Linked DNA regions of Mus musculus: all the other regions are linked to region 1. A link is a contact called in ENCODE Hi-C or POLR2A ChIA-PET data. All regions are on one chromosome and are shown on one strand. The core of a region is the stretch at or near the end of the contact, and the rest is flanking DNA. Distances in the headings are between cores, read along the strand shown.

Region 1 (4,064 bases), core at 978-3,477:
GGGTAGAGATGGTTGGAAGACTCAGATGAGGACTGAAGAGGGAGGGGTGGGGGTTAAGATGGGGGTAGCCTACTCGTCAATTTTCTTTTCGCAGAAGCTAACTGTCCGGCATGATGGATTCCTGGGCTTCCAAAACGGCTGGGCTGAAAGGGAGCTCGAAAAAATAACTGCAGCCACACGCCCCGTGCCAGAACTGGTTACTTTCTTGAATACTTTTAACGCTAATTCAGCGTGGAGGTGAGTATTAATCATAACCCCTTTCGGGTAAGAAACTTAGGTCTGATGACTTCCTACGGTGGAAAGGAGATTTTGTATATTCCAAGGTCGTCTTCCTTTGGTTCGCACCACGTGTAAGGTATTAATTTGCAAAGGTTTAAGATAGGAAGCATCGTGTGCGAGACGTCCAGTCTTTATAAGGAACAACAGCGTGGGTATACTTTTCGGAGAGAACCACGCCTCCCTTGTCGCGACAATATTGGTTATGGTTTGCGTTCTTTTAAAATATGAAATCTTCACGATCCGAAAAGGCGGACATTCTATATTCCCAGGTCACTCCGATGTTTCTCTCTCCCGCACTGATTCCCACAGGTGACATCAATTCTCCGCCACTGGAGAATGAAAACTTGGGACTACATTTCCCTGCAAGCCCTTTAGAAAAGGAGGCCAAGAGCAAAGAGACTTTCCGTTTCCGTCCGCTAGCAATTTGGCGTGTTCACGGTGATACATATTTCAACAGTAGCGTCCTTTCTCTGTACAACTAAAGCAGAGACTACATAACCCACCAGGTACCGGCACCGAGGGGCAAGCGACTAGGTTGCCATCTCTGTAGTAGTCCTCTCCTACACATCCGCCGAGAATAGTATTAGCGGTTGGACTACAAATCCCATAGCATCATGTGCTCCTTCACCCTCCATCTTTGTGGTAGTCCCCGCCCCGCTCACTTCCATTGTCTCGACAGAAGATAAAGAGGGGAGCGAGGAAGACTACAATTCCCGTCTGGCTTTGCATCATCGAGTGCGGGATTTTGATAGTTCAGGCGGGCGAGGAGCTCCAAGTGGTAGAATGAAGCAGCCAGGAAAGGTTAGGTATCCTGCCATCTTTACGGTAGTCTCTTTATCCTCCCGGTTCTGGCATTCTTAAAGGAACATAGGAAGGCTAGAAAACTACTATTCCCATCCCACTTCATAAGATCGACTTATTAGGTGTACGCCCCTCGATCGCCATCTTGCTTGTAGTCCTCGTTTCTTTTCACCTTTCCATTGTTCCTGATGAGTAGAAATGGCAGCGGGAAGGCAGCAGCTGGACTGCGACTCCCGTCAGGTACCACACGCGCGGAGGGTTGTGGACCAGAGGGCGTGTGAGTGCCTGGAAAGGAGGTCGGGTCGGGGGAAAAGGCCATCTTGCTTGTAGTCATTCTTCCCGCTCCTTCTCTATGTCCTGCTACGGGGAGTCTCGGGTCAACTGGACTATAATTCCCGCCATGCTCGGCTTCCAGCGTGGCATCCTTCTCGCCATCGTATTTGTAGTACCGGCTGGCCCTTGTGTCCCACTTTTCCCACGATAGTGCTAGAATTTGGAGAACTACAACTCCCGTCGTGCTTTGCACGCGCTCGTCCTGGAAAGTAAAGGTGGTGAAGGAAGGAGGGAGAAGGGGGCGGGGTTCCTCTGGGAGAAGGAGGGAGTAAAAAGGAGGAGGAGGTGGGAAGAAGGGAGGGAAGAGGGAGGAGAGGAGGAAGGAGGAAGGAGCTGAGGAGGGATGAGAGCGGCGACCTGGGCCCAGGGCCGAAGCAGCGCGAGGCTAGGGGAGTAGGGGTGCTAAGACATCCCAACTGCCCCCACCCCCTTCCTGCCTCTGCCCCATCCTTTCCTTATACCCTCCCATTTTAGGAGTGGATTTATTCAAATTTTATTTAAATCTTTATATCTTGAGGGTCGCGCGTTTGAAGGGGGGAGGGCGGGGGCGCGTGCAGGCTGGGGGGGGCGGGGCCGGAGCAGCTTCCTTCACCCCCCTCTGCGCGCCCTGTCTCTGTAGGTCAGGGGGCCGCAGTACAGGGGCGGACCCAGGGGAGGGGGGCAGGTTGCAGCGACCCCCCCCTCCCCGGGAACCGGCGGTGGGCGGGGTTTGAACCCCGGAAACGGTGGGGGGCCCCTGGTCTTTCCCTGGACCCCTGGGCAGTTGGAGCTGGGAAGGGGCCAGTTAAGGGTCGGGGGCTTTGGGGAAAGGTGGGGGTGGGGAGCTGAGACTCATACCCGGGACTGAGTGGGGCCCGGGCAAAAGCTGAGCACCCTGCGCCCGAGGAGCCCCCGTTGGCCTGGGGGGGCTGAGGGACTGAGCCCCCCAGAGCAGGACCTCCCCCTGGAAGGGCCGCGCCGCAGCCCGTGGGAGGGCCTCGCCCCCGGCGCTCCCCATCTCCACTCGCTGCTGTCCCGGCCTCCGCCGGAGGGAGGGGCCGAGCGCCCTCGGGGGGCCGTGGACCCCGGCGTTCTGAGCGTTCAGCGCCCCGCGCCGCCCGGCCCCCCCGCCGCCGATGGCCGCCGACCCGCCGGGAGCTGCCGAGAAGGGAGAGATGGCTCCCGGGACACGTGTGAGGTGGGTTCATGCGGCTCCTCCTCACCCCCAGACCTGGGCAGCTCCCACTCCCATTCATCCTCAGCCTGGCCTCTCCCTTCCTTCCCCGCCCCCAGCCTCACCCTCCCTTTGCTCCAAACTCCTTCTCCAACCTTCTCTCCTATAACCTCCAACCCCAGGGAAGTGGCCTTCCTTCCCCGACCCTGCTGCCCCTTGCAGACCTCCCCCTCCACCCCGCCTCCAGTCGCCGCCCTCTAGGCCCCTCCCCCGGAGTGCTGGAGGGCCCCATACCCTGTGGATGGTCTGGAAGTCCTTGGAAAGGGAGAAGCCTGGGGGAAGCAGGTCTAAGACTGATTGGGAAGAGACCCCCCCAGGCTTGCTGAGTCCATGTGGGATTTCAGAGGATCTGGTTTCCAGGGGCAGGAGAGCCCCAGGGATTCCAGACAATTAGGGATGAAAAGCAGGCTGGTAAGATGTGAATGGGGGCGGGAAGACCTAAAGCCGAGCCCACCTTGAATTTTGTTGAGATGTTAGGGCAACTTGTAGAATCCTAGGGAGTCTGGGAGATTACCCAGATTGCCTGAGGGATCCTATTGGATAATTTGGAGCCCCCAAGGACTTGTGTGTGGGCTGAGAGGGGACACTAAGCATTTCAGGGGTGTCAGCCCGGGGAAGTGGAGAGCACACACTGGGTCACTAGAAATGGAGTGGGTCTGGCTAGAGTACCAAGGTTTGAAAGGTTTGGATGACTAAGTACCCACGTGAGAGAAGGGAGAGGGGAAAGAGTGTGGTGCATGCCCCTGGAATCTGGAGGTAAATCAGTGAGGGAATGGGGGGTGTGGGTAACAACAGGTATGAGTTGAAGCTCCCTCAGGTAATGCTACAGATCTGAAGCCTTTTCCAGGAACCTGGGCTTGGGATGTTAGAGGAGGGGCCTCAGTGTCCCTCCTTCCAGCAGGCGGGAGGTCTTGAGGGAGTGGCCCTCTGCTCAGGACACACACTAAAAGGCTGACCTTCTCTGAGGGTAGAAACAGAAGCTCTGCCCCCATCAGAGGTGTAGTGAGCTTGCGGCCAGGAGACTCTCAGGCCAGGCTTTGCAGGCCTCTCTGACCTTACCAACCATCTGCCTACAGCCCTCGGCGTTGCTGACGCCCCCAATGTCGTCGAGCAGCCGGGGACCGGGGGCCGGAGCGCGCCGACGCCGAACCCGCTGCCGTCGTTGCCGGGCCTGTGTGCGAACTGAGTGCGGGGACTGCCATTTCTGCCGAGACATGAAGAAGTTCGGGGGGCCCGGGCGCATGAAGCAGTCGTGCCTGCTTCGGCAGTGCACCGCGGTGAGTCTTGAGCCCCATGCCTGGGGTATGTGGAACCTCAGGCCTATTTGCCCAGAGCACCATCAGTAGTAGTACGGGGCCTGAGCATTCTCTGGGTGTCCAGCAGCAGCAGCTTCCCCGGGGTCCCTTAGGGGTGCTGCTCATACACTCACTTCTGCATT
Region 2 (3,957 bases), core at 239-2,738, 230 kb before region 1:
GCCAGAAGAGGGTGTCGGATTCCTTGGAACTGGAATAACTGTTAGGAGCTTCTTTAGTGTGGAGATAGAATGTCCTCTCAAAGTGGAAGCAGCCAATATTCTTAATCACTGAGCTATGTTCTCAACCTCTCAAAATAGTTCTTAAATGTAAAAGACTGCAAACCTATGGTACTTGTATTTGAGAGTTCTTGGGAAAACCGGTGTTACAAAGTCAACCGCAGCTGGTAGTGGTGGTGCATACGTTCATTCCAGGCAGACGCAGGAGCAACTTTGTAAGTTTAAGGTTAGCTTGATCTACATAGCGAGTCCATGTCAGCCAAGGCTACATTGTTAGACCTCACCTTTCAAAAACAAAAAGTAACTGCTGTAGGAATCAGTAGGTCTAAGCTCTTCTACTCATTTGTTTCATTTCACTGGGTGATATGTAAGAACAAAAACTCCGAAATCCAAAGGGTGGTCCCAGTGGGCAGCTGCAATGCAGCACGAGTTTCAGACCTATTGAAGCGTGCTGGGCCAGCATGGAGCCTCGGAGCGAACTACAACTCCCACCTTGCTTTGCGCCGCACAGTCCTACGCTAGCACGCGAGCCTACCCGCCCCTTCAGCCTCCAGTTACTGTGTATCGCGAGAAGACGGGCCGCTCTGGCGGTAGCGATAACGAGCCTTGGTGGTGGTGGTAGTGGTGGTGCTAGTGGCGGTGGCGGCCGAGACGGCGGCGGCCATTTTGGTGAGGCCTCGGGAGCAGCGGAGGCGGCGGCGGGGTCGCTGGGAGTAGCGTCTCCTTTTTCTTCAACTCACCAAGCACCTCTTCGCGGCGTGACTGGAAGCGGTGGGAGCATCGGGGTGGCTCGTGTTACGGCCCTTAGGGGAATTTAAAGTGGTGAAGGCGGCGACCAAGAGGGGGCCCTCCCCCCTCCTCGGCGGGAGGGGGGGTGGTGAGCACGCCCCCGAGGACGCAGGTAAGGAGAGGGAGACAAGATGGCGGAGGCCCCACACTTTCCCCTCCCCTGACGGGTGCCTGCGCGCGCATCTGCGAGCGCCGCTTCCCACCTTCCCGGGGTGCTGCGCGCGCACCGCCCGGCGGGGCCCCGGGGCTGGCGAGCGAGGTTGCCTGCGCGCGCTCCCGGAGCCGGGGGTGGGGGGGAGGGCGTCGGGCCGAGCGGCACCTGGTGTCAGAGCGGCGCCTCGCCCCCCTCCTGCCCTTCTGCGCACGCGTGCGCGAACGAGCAGCCCTCGAGAGGACGGACCCAGGTGCGCTTCTGCCCGCCCACCAACCTGCCTCCCCTCGGGGGCGCGGACGAGGGAAAGGGGTGCACGGGACGAGTAGTCCGGGCGCGCGCCCACCATAAGCCATTTAGGAGCCCGAGACTTGGCGCACGAACCCTTCCTTCCCGAGCTCTTTGCGGTCTGTGGATGTGGGGGCGCCGACGGACGCGGACATCTGAGTCCTGTGACCCGGTCTATGGGATCGGGTTCTGGCGGGAATCCCCCCCTCCTCCCCTCCCCAATCTGGCCGTGCGCGCCGCCGGCTCACCCCGCCTCCGGGCCGCGCACGCGCCGGCGCCTCCCCCAGCCGGTCGAGCACGTTGGGTGGGGTGGGCGACCGCGAGGGGGCGGGGCCGCCGTCTGAGGAGTCAAAACTTGGCAGAGGTCAAGGGTCATGCTGGGTCAGTCCACTGCGGGGGGGGTGGGGGGGTATTGGGAGGTCATAAAGAAGGCTGGAGTCCATAGTTGGGGCCTCATGGTTTTGGATTACCTCCAATCCTTGGAATTTCTGAAGGGTGAATCAAGGCAGCACAACACCTAGATAAGGAATTAACTAGGCAAATGCTTCCGGATCTTGAATACTTTATTAACCCTGCTTGTTTCCGGCTGTTAGGGCTCCTTGGCGCCTTCCTCACTTAAGTCTGCTTATAAAGCTCTTTCTTGCCGGGCGGTTGGTGGCGCACGCCTTTAGTCCCAGCACTTGGGAGGCAGAGGCAGGCAGATTTCTGAGTTTGAGGACAGCCTGGTCTACAAAGTGAGTTCCAGGACAGCCAGGGCTACACAGAGAAACCCTGTCTCCAAAAACGAAAAGCGTTTTCTTTAAAGTTCTTTGGCCGTTCCACCTCGCTCTTTCTGTATTCAAATAGCCCTCCTTTACTTTATAACTATTTGCTTTTTGTTTTGGGGAACTCCGCCCTCATTTCTGTTAAGTCCTCATTGAAAAGACAAGGAAGCTGTCAGGCATCCAGGAGGCGTTGTTAACTTCTAGATGAGAAGTTTCTGTCCTTCAGTTGTCTGTCAGAGCTTTAAGTACTTTTAGCTTTTAAAACGTTTTGTTGTCTTCTTCTCTGCTCTTACCCAGCCAGAATGTACAACCCTGTGAGATTCTCCGTACAAAACACTTTGTGCTTTGTTGCCACAACATGTATATACACCACATCCATGCTTGGTGTCCAGACAGGCCAGAAGAATAATCTGGGCCACTGGAGCTGGAGCTATTGTGAGCTGCTATATAGGTGCTTGGGACAAAACCCAGGACCTCTGCAGGAGCAATGAATACTCTTAAATCCCTGAAGCATTTCTCCACCCCCACCCCCAAGGCTGAGCCTTGCCCAATTTACTACAGCCTTGCCTAGTTTACTGTATGACTTTCTGAAGCATGAGCTTTCCCTGTTACTGTTCTGTGAAGTGACTTCGGATGTATTTTAAAGTCCAATAAAGCTGGTGTACGTAACCTTAGATGAGTATGGATTGACACATGTGGGTCGTGTCCTCACTGCTGCTGCTTCTCCTGTTTTAGGTGTGATTTCCTTCAGTACAGCACGGCACCGTGGAAGTGCAGACTCTCACAGGGGGTGTGGTCTCTGCTCACACAGGTGAGCTCACCTTCAGATAAAATTTTGTGTGCTGATGTTAATGGGAGAAACTGTATGACATGATGAGAGAATAGGTTGTGAATGATTACTGCATGTGTTTTCTATGTAGGGTTTGGTGATAGTACAACCAAACTGAGGCTGAATAAGGGAAGGTGTTACCCAGGCACTACTAGGGAGAGCACTAAGAGTATTAGGTTTTTCTATGTTTTTTTTTTTTGTTGTTGTTGTTTAGTTTGGTTTTGCTTATTTGTTTTGTTTTCATTTTTTTCTCTCTCTTTTTTTTTTTTTTTTGTTGTTGTCATTGTTTTCTCGAGACAGAGTTTCTCTTTGTAACCCTTTGTGTTCTAAAATTTGACTTGTAGATCAGGCTGGCCTTGAACTCAGAGATTTCTGTCTCTGCCTCCCAGTGCTAAGAAGAAAGACCTATACCACCATCCTGGCTTCTTCAATGTTCTGAAACATGGCAATGTGGATTTAAGTTCTCCTACTATTATCTTTTCTTCCTTCTTTTCTTTCTTTTCTTTTTAAAGACAATCTCACATAATTTAACTGGCCTCAATCTGTATAGCTGAGAATACTCTTAAGTAGTTGTGATCCTCTTGCCTCCAGTGTACCACCGTGACACTCAATTCTATGTGGTTCAGGCATGAAGTCTCAGACTCTGAGGGTACTGGTCAGCTATCCTACCAGATCAGCTCTGTCTTCAGCTCTGTGTTTCTCCCTTCTCTCTCTTTTCCTTTTTAAGGGGGTGGGGGTCTAAGTCTCTAGCTCAAGCCAACTTTGAATTCATAGCAGTCATTCTGCCTTGGCTTGCCCTAAGTGCTGGGATAATAGGTATGAACCACCACAGCTGACATTTCTCTTTCTTTTTCTTTTTTCTTCTTTTTTTCTTTTTCTTTTTCTTTTCTTTTCTTTTCTTTTCTTTCTTTCTTTATTTCTTTTTTTTTTTTTTTTTTGAGATAGGGCTTCTATTGTAGCCCAGGCTGTCCTGGAACTCTTTCTGGAGACCAGGCTAGCCTCAAACTAACAGAGATCCACTTACCTCTGTCTCCTGAGTGCTGAGGTTAAAGGCATGTACCATGAATGCTTAGCATATT
Region 3 (4,340 bases), core at 1,343-3,842, 130 kb after region 1:
TGTGTTTGCTAACAAGGTCTTTTCAGCAGTAATTAAGGTTCAATAAAGCCCTAAGGGGAGAGCTTCAGGCCGGAAGGTTAGGTTCCTGTTCTTGGGGCAAGAACAAGAACCCAAGATGCCCCAGTAGGTAAAGGCGTTTTCTGTCGAGGCTGAGTTGTATCCTCAGGACCCACATGATGGAAAGACAGAACCAATTCCAGTAAGTTGTTCTCTGACCTCCACACATGTGCTACAAAAACACACGAGATATAAGAGATAACACAGAAAAGCCAGGCAATTACCACAGACTTAGCTGGTATTTGAAGCCAAGTAGTCAGATATGGACATTTCTGCCATCTGTCCCCTTGACTATTGTAGCACTAGCATATGTTATTATTTGGTTCTTAATTTTTCACCTCCAGCAATCGGGTCCAGGGAACTTTGTTCTACGCACCTGTTACTCCAAAACTGTTTGGTGACTGAGAGCAAACTTCTGGTGGAATTCACACCCAGGTCTATAGCCTCTGCCTCTTCCACTGTAGGAGTTTGTGAGAGTCAGTCACCAACTATTTATTAACTTAAATGCCCCGTTTTTTACAAGGTCACATGGTTCAAGTATCACCCTAGTACTCCAATTTGTTTACTGTTGTGATGAAACCCAGTAAGAGAGATGACATTTTAATTTCTCACACGTTAATGAGACTCAGTGTCCCCAAAGCTGGGTTTGAGGGAGCAGCGCAGGTGTGGTAAAAAAAAAAAAAAAAAAAAAAAAAAAAAAAAAAGAGGCATCTAGATATAATCCTCAAATAGGTCAACATATAAGCCTCCCAAACCTTGAGCCTTTTGATGAAACTGTGTTGTGGTGAATGTTTAATGATATCCTAGGCCTAACAACCAGTCAGCTCACATGATCCCATTTTTCCACCCTCAGATTCTGTAGCAGCGTCCACTCTGGTCAGCAACCAAAGCTCCATCAACAATTCACAAACTTTACCACCTCCATATGCAATTCCCTTTGTCCCTCCTTTTCCTTCTCCCATGGGAAGATACTTGCATGCTTCCAATACTCCATTCCCCACAAAAATAATAACGAGCTGTAAGATGAGGGATGCATCGCGCTCGGGGACTCAATTTCTTCAGTGGAATAGTGGAACAGCATACGGGAGTTTGCAGGGCAGTAGGGCCTACCAGACTCTCTGAGGAGGGACAAGACCTGCAGAAACCCAGCGCTCCTCGCTCTCTGCAACCGTGTTTGTGCGGGTGTCCTCGCCAGACAGGCAGCCCCCGCAGAGCGGGGCTGTATGCTGACTCATTTGGGACTAAACCCTAGGATAACGTAGCTTCGGCGAGCGGAACAGGGCAGAATGAATGAAGAAGGAAGGCATGAAGAAATGAATGGACGGAGGATTCAGAGCAGGACAAAGACCTGCAAAATGGCGTTCTTTAGGACCGCGGGAGGGGCGGGCAGAACCTCGGACTGGGAGGGGGGGCGCAGCCGCCAAGGACTCGGCGACGAGGCCCTCGCCACTCAGACAAAAGCCCGGAACATGGCGGACTCTAGGACCCCCGGGTCCGCGCCGAGCAGGGCCGGCAGTCGCGTCCGCTGAGCCTGGGCATCCAAAGCACTGACCGGCGGGCACCGGGCGGGTTCTAGGACCTGCTGGGCCCGCAGCCCGCCCGAGGCCGCTCACGGCTCGCCCCGCCCGGGATGCTCGCGCCTGGTCAACTCCGTCCGCTCGGCAGCACACGTGAAGCCGGGAGCACCCCAAACCGCGTCGGGGGCCGCTGCCCGAGCCCCCGCGACTTCCCGCCGGCGTGTCCTACCTGGATCGGTTTTCGCAGGCTCCGCAGCTTTGGCGGCGGTGCCTGGCGCCGACGGAGCTCGGGACAGTCGGAGAGGGGCAGGCGCTAGGACCCGGAGGGAGGGCGGGGAGGGGCCGCCGGGCAGACGGCGGAAGTGGAAGGCCGCCTTCCTTGCTCGGGAGGAAGGAAAAACTTAGGGAAGCAGCCCCGAGCCTGCGGAAGCAGAGAAGTATCTTGCGAAGGGTTTCTGGGTGCTGAGGGGCTGGCACGCCGGGCTGATTGACGGCGGACACCCGCCAAGTCGCCGGAAGCGTCTGCAGGAGCTAGGAGGTGGGACGATGCGGAGAGGGCGCTCGGGCTTTGTGGTGCCCGCGTCCACGTCGAGTCCACATTTCCTCTAACAGCGAGGAAAGGACTCAGCGAGGATCCCTCCACGCCAGCCCTGGGAAGAAGCTTTTATGGAACCTCGTGAAAAGTGTCACCAAAGCGCCGTAGCCGGGGCTGCAGGGTCTTTCCTGTGACCGTACTGCCCGAATAAGCACGCGAAGGGTTTCAGCAGCTCTGGACGGAAGTGTGGCTTAAATCCATCCGAACGCCGCGCCGACCTGCGTGGGCGGAGCCAGAGCTGCGCCCGCAGCGGAGCGTGGGGGCTCACGCTGCCTGGGAGCTCCAGCATTCTGGAAATTGAGGCAGGAGGATTGCTCCGAGCTCGAGGCCGGCCCGGGCTGCAGAGTTAGACCCAGTCTCAAAACAACAAAAAGAAAACAAACAGTCGGGCCCACCCGGAACCTAGCGCCGGAAGCGTGTCCGTGCGGAAACACTGCCCGCGGGAGGGACAGGAAGTGTTCCCAGGCGGAAGTTTCGCGGGGAAGCATTAGCATCTAGGACACTTCCTGGTTCCTGGTAACAATAGGAAGTGTCCGCGGAACTGGGCTAGACTCTGGGTTCATACCAGCTGTCCCTGCTCCCTCTACCTCCTCCTCTCTCCCGCACCTTTCCCTCAGCTACCACTCCCGGGTACCCTGGCTGAGTGTGCGTGTGTATGGGCTCGAGAACTCTCGCACCAGCCACCACTTATGGCTCGCGGCTGCAGTTAGGGTAAGGGTCCCAGTGCGCAGGCGCGCTCCCGTTCACGACCTCCAACGGACGCGCCGGCGGCGGGAACCAGAAGGCACTCCTGGTGCGAGGTAGGGATCTAGAGAAGAAATTGGCAGAAAAGACGAGTGACTCTACAGGAATGTGATGGTGGTTGGTTAGGAAAAGGGGACTCGAGTGAAGGAGTTTTGAGAAGTGAGAATTCTGGGACCAGGCTCAGCTGGTGAGATTAGAAATAGTTGTGCTAGGGTCCCAGGAGACTAGTCAGCCCCGGAGAAAGGCCAGATGATGTGGCAGAAATGAATAGCTGCTGCTGGTTTTGGAATGAAGGTTGCCTCTTGAAGTGAGTTTATGTAAAAAAACGAGGTAACACGGCTTTGGATTTAGTGGTGTAAATGTACTTACAAGCTTATCATAGTGTCGCATGATTCTAGTCCCAGTTTGGGAAGCGAGGGCTACATAGTAAGACCCTGTCTGAAATGCCACCCACCCACCCCAAATACACTTGTGTAACAGCAGTGCTTGGCCCATGGTACTGTCCAGCCTGAGTTGCTATCATAATTTAGAGAAAAAGTAGAAGAGGGAATGAAAAGTGTTGGAGACAGCAAGGTAAGGTAGGTAGGGGATAGAAAAGGCAGAGAATAAAATGAACTTTCAACCTGAAATGGAATGGGATTAAATGTACTTAAAGGAAGTAAAACTAACGCCTAACAGGGAAACAGTGTGATGCTGAAAAGGCCAGGTTCATCCCTAAGAGGGCCTCTACCTTCTACAACACATAGGTGACCACTGAAGCCAGGTTCGTCCCTAAGAGGGCCTCTACCTTCTACAACACATAGGTGACCACTGAAGAAAGCAGCTGCTCTGCCATTCTTTTCAGACCACTCGGTTTAGCTGAAGAGTGAAGAAAGAAAGGTTGCACGTCTGTGTAAGGCCTGCCCAACAGTCGTGGCTGTCTCCTTCAATCTCAACTCTCAGGAGTCTGAGGTAGGAAAATTCATAAGTGTGAAACTAGTTTGGGCGACTGAGGGAATCCCAGAGCAGCTTGAACTTTACAGTGAGCTGAGACCATATCTCAAAAGCAAATAGTTCTGGTTCGTTGTTACAAAAACAAACACACACCTCATAGATTTTTGTTAGGTTGTCAGAATGATAGAGTGCACAGTCTGAAGATCAATAAGATCCATTATATATAACCTAAAAAACAAAATCAGTCTGTCTAGGCTCCAGATTTTATTTTCCTTATTTCTCTCAGGCTCTAGAGATGACTTAAACCTGGGGGAACATTTCTAGGAGTTTGTGCATAGCGAGGCTTTCTGAACCTCCAGACCTAAGAGAGAGCGGGTCCCTTGGCATGGATGTTTGGGGAACCTCTTTGCGACTTGCTTTAGTAACCAAGAAACAAAACTGACTCGATCCTTCCTTCTGACTACTGTCCCCCCTTTCTAGGCCTCAGCCCTTCT
Region 4 (3,875 bases), core at 605-3,104, 170 kb after region 1:
CAGCCAGGGTTATACAGAGGAGCCCTGTCTCGAAAAACCAAAAAAAAAAAAAAAAAAAAAAAAGAAACCTTATGAAAACTGATCACCAAATTATGAATCAAAGAACTTTCAGAGAATGTCTAAATGAGATGTTTATCCAGCCCTACTCTGACTCAACACACTGTTGTGTGCTACTGTAAAAGTTACCAGTGCATGCTGGGTACGTAAAACCATGTGGCAGGAGCCAGTCAGTCTCAACAATAGAGCGTGAGAAAAGGAGCTTTATTCCAGTAAGCCAGCTAAGGAGGAACTGGCTGGCATTATCATCCCTAAAAAACAAAGGTCTTACAGTGCTGCTTCTTTTCATCGACTAGTTCGCCCACAACGCAGTTCCTAAAGTAGTATGCACTGGGCAAGCTATTAAAGGTGTCCGGTGCCCCAATACAGTAATTAAGGAAAACACGTGTGTGTGTGTGTGTGTGTGTGTGTGTGTGTGTGTAGAAAGGTGAAGTTAAACAGCAAATTAGACATGTGTTACTCCAATTCATCTACCAATAAGTTTACCTTGAATGCTGCTATATAGCTTATATAAAGCTATGACTTAACCATATGTATATATGGTTTAACCTTTACTGAGTCTCAGAGAATTGGTATTCTGTACTTGGAGGAGTGTCACTACAGATTCTCCAGGCACTGTCTCCCTGCTCAAACCCTTCTTGGCTGGAGATGTTCAGTGGTAGTGTTTGCCTAACATTAATGAAGCTTCGGGTACAATCTCTAGCAGTGCATGAACCTGGTGTGGTGCCATCCTAACCTCAACATTTGAAAGGTGGAGGTTAGACAACCACTCAAGGTTCTCCCTGGCCACGCTCGAGGTTTTTTGTTTTTGTTTTTCAAAGATTTATTTATTTATTATATGTAAATACATGTACACTGTAGCTGTTTTTAGACACTCCAGAAGAGGGTGTCACATCTTGTTATGGATGGTTGTGAGCCACCATGGGGTCTTAACTCGGGACCTTCATAAGAGCAGTCAGTGCTCTTAACTGCTGAGCCATCTCTCCAGCCCCGCTACATGAAATTCTTAAGAGAAAAGAAGTTGCCGGGCAGTGGTGGTGCAGGCCTTTAATTCCAGCACATGGGAGGCAGGGGCAGGCAGATTTCTGGTCTACAGAGTGAGTTCCAGGACAACCAAGGCTACACAGCGAAACCCGGTCTTGAAAAAAAAAGAGAGAGAAAGAGTGAGTAAGTTTATTTTGAAGGTAGTTTATTTGGCACACCTGTTCTTTTCCTGTCTCAACTGGTTTTTGCTCCCACCCTGAGCGAGAGACGCAAATATAGAGTGGGTAGCATATAAAAAGCCCTGGGTTTTGGCCCCAAGCATCCCATAAAACTTAATTCAGTGATAGAGTACAACTGTAATCCCCAGGATACTGCTGCACGTTCAATGAATTTCAGGCTAGCCTCTGAGAACCTTTCTCAAGAAATAGGAATGCTCGCCTTTAATCCCAGCATTCGGGAACCCAAGGCAGGAGGAGCTAGGTCAGCAAGTGTGTAGGCAGCCCGGGCTATGTCACAACAAACAACTCCACAAAAATAGCTAAGTCCGGGTGTGGCGGTGCACGTCTTTAAATACCAGGACTCAAAAGGCAGAAGCAGGTGGATCTCGAGGCCAGTATGGTCTACATAGCGAGTTCCAGGTCAGTTAGGACTGTAATTAGACCCTGTCTCAAGTTGGGCCAATTTTTAGCAACAACAGCCACACGCAGTACGCACAAAACAAAACCTTGCCACGTCACAACCTCCCCACCTCCAACACGCAAGACTATGCCCGCCCCCACTGATCCGGAAATAAAAGCGGCTCTCTGGCCGGTCACTTCCGGCACAGCAATGGCGGCACAGGGAGCTACAGCTGCAGTTGCTGCAACAACTTCAGGAACTGTAGGGGAGGGAGAGCCCGGCCCGGGGGAAAATGCAGCAGTCGAGGGGCCTGCCCGGTCCCCGGGCCGGGTCTCTCCGCCGACTCCGGCGCGTGGCGAACCAGAAGTCACCGTGGAGATCGGAGAAACGTACCTGTGCCGGCGGCCGGATAGCACCTGGCGTGAGGGCGGGGCCCAGGGCCTAGGGGCGGGATTTAGGGAATGGGCATGGCCTAGGAATGGGCGCTCTGTGGGGCTGGGAGTCTTGGGGCCAGGGTGGTGACTCAGGTAAGAAGGCGGGATTTCGGGAGCTGAGAAGCCCACTTTGTAATTGGAGGTTGGAGTCAGGCCATGCTTGTTTTCACCTGTAAAGCCACCAGTCAGCTGAATACAGAGTTGGCCTGTGAACATTCACTCTGGTTCGATTTCAGGCTTCATTTTTTTTTTTTTTTGCTATATCTGTTCCTTCATTGGTGTTTTGTTGTCTGTCTTTACATTTCTCTTGCCCCCTCATCGCCAGCAAAGAGGACAGCCCAGTTCCTAAAAACACGTTTCCTTATCTTCCTTATCTTTTCTTCCTTTTCTTTCCCTCTTCAAAATAAACCTCAAGCTGCTGGCTTCAAAATAAACTCCGAGCTGAGATGGCTCAGGACATAAAGGTATTTGTCACCAAGTCTGGTGATTTGAGTTCTGTCCCCAGGACCCACATGGTAGAAGGAGACAATGATTCTTACTGTTTGCCCTCAGAATCCATATAAGAGTATCCCCCACCCCCTAATACGATAAATACATCTAATTTAAACGAATAAATGTCGGTCATGGTGGCATACACCTTTAATCCCAGCCCTGGGAAGGCTGTGAGTTTGAGGCCAGCCTGGTCTGCATAGCAAGTTCCAGAAGAGCCAGGACTACATAGAGAGACCTTGTCTCAAAACATAATTAAACTCCTTAGACTGGGTTTGTTTGTTTTTTGTTTTGTTTTTTGTTTTTTCGAGACAGGGTTTCTCTGTGTAGCCCTGGCTGTCCTGGAACTCACTCTGTAGACCAGGCTGGCCTCGAACTCAGAAGAAATCCGCCTGCCTCTGCCTCCCAAGTGCTGGGATTAAAGGTGTCTGAGACCTTTCCAGTTTCTAGGCACTTCTAGTAAGGGCTATTGCCAGACCAATCTTGCTCTGCCCGCCAAAACTATGTGTTTATGTGCCTTTTATCACCTGCTCTTGCTATAAGTAATCTCATGTCTTCCTGGCTAGCTCTTACTCATCTCTTAATTTTTGTTTTTTAAAAAGTTATTTATTTATTTTTTATTATTATTTTTAAAATTTATTTATTTATTACATGTAAGTACACTGTAGCTGTCCTCAGACTCTCCAGAAGAGGGAGTCAGATCTCATTCTGGGTGGTTGTGAGCCACCATGTGGTTGCTGGGATTTGAACTTCAGACCTTCGGAAAAGCAGTCGGGTGTCTTACCCACTGAGCCATCTCACCAGCCCCTATTTATTTATTATATGTAAGTACACTGTAGCTGTCTTCAGACACCCCAGAAGAGGGTCTCAGATCTCATTACAGATGGTTATGAGCCACCATGTGGTTGCTGGGATTTGAACTCGGGACCTGCGGAAGAGCAGTCAATGCTCTTAACTACTGAGCCATCTCTCTCGCCCCTAGTCTCTCTTTTTTTTTTATTATTTTTTTTATTTTATTTATTTATTATATGTAAGTACACTGTAGTTGTCTTCAGATACACCAGAAGAGGGCATCAGATCTCATTAAGGGTGGTTGTGAGCCACCATGTGGTTGCTGGGATTTGAACTTCGGACCTTTGAAAGAGCAGTCGGGTGCCCTTACCCACTGAGCCATCTCACCAGCCCCCCTAGTCTCTTTATCTCCTGTGGTGATCCCATTCTAGACCCCTTCAGGCAAAGTCAGTTGCTTGCATGGTCTGGCACGTTTTTCTTTTTCGTACCTCAGCCATACTG

What was found. A loop is a pair of places that touch in the nucleus more often than their neighbours do. ChIA-PET counts read pairs that join two places held with the same protein, here RNA polymerase II (POLR2A).
Region 2: a map of left cerebral cortex shows a loop between it and region 1 (3-fold over the local background). The contact joins the promoter of 1700008J07Rik here to the promoter of Fbxl19 in region 1. A Hi-C loop is called at or near these places in 1 of 37 maps with a recorded cell type or tissue (left cerebral cortex). POLR2A ChIA-PET finds 5 or more read pairs at or near these places in 2 of 5 experiments (Patski and embryonic stem cell).
Region 3: POLR2A ChIA-PET joins it to region 1 with 11 read pairs in Patski. The contact joins the promoter of Zfp668 here to the promoter of Fbxl19 in region 1. POLR2A ChIA-PET finds 5 or more read pairs at or near these places in 2 of 5 experiments (Patski and embryonic stem cell).
Region 4: POLR2A ChIA-PET joins it to region 1 with 10 read pairs in embryonic stem cell. The contact joins the promoter of Kat8 here to the promoter of Fbxl19 in region 1. POLR2A ChIA-PET finds 5 or more read pairs at or near these places in 3 of 5 experiments (Patski and embryonic stem cell).

Annotation. Positions count from the first base shown.
Region 1 is chr7:127,744,548-127,748,611 of GRCm38, forward strand. It overlaps Fbxl19 (F-box and leucine-rich repeat protein 19), which reads left to right and starts at 2,228. Exons shown (of 11, transcript NM_172748.2): 1 at 2,228-2,590; 2 at 3,703-3,903. The coding sequence starts at 3,727.
Region 2 is chr7:127,511,381-127,515,337 of GRCm38, forward strand. It overlaps 1700008J07Rik (RIKEN cDNA 1700008J07 gene), which reads right to left and starts at 1,489. Exons shown (of 1, transcript NR_024331.1): 1 at 1-1,489. Srcap (Snf2-related CREBBP activator protein) reads left to right here and starts at 603. Exons shown (of 34, transcript NM_001304266.1): 1 at 603-958; 2 at 2,785-2,860.
Region 3 is chr7:127,874,244-127,878,583 of GRCm38, forward strand. Zfp668 (zinc finger protein 668) reads right to left here and starts at 2,593. Exons shown (of 3, transcript NM_146259.4): 1 at 1,804-2,593. Zfp646 (zinc finger protein 646) reads left to right here and starts at 3,458. Exons shown (of 3, transcript NM_172749.4): 1 at 3,458-3,864; 2 at 4,327-4,340.
Region 4 is chr7:127,910,663-127,914,537 of GRCm38, forward strand. Kat8 (K(lysine) acetyltransferase 8) reads left to right here and starts at 1,855. Exons shown (of 11, transcript NM_026370.2): 1 at 1,855-2,080. The coding sequence starts at 1,870.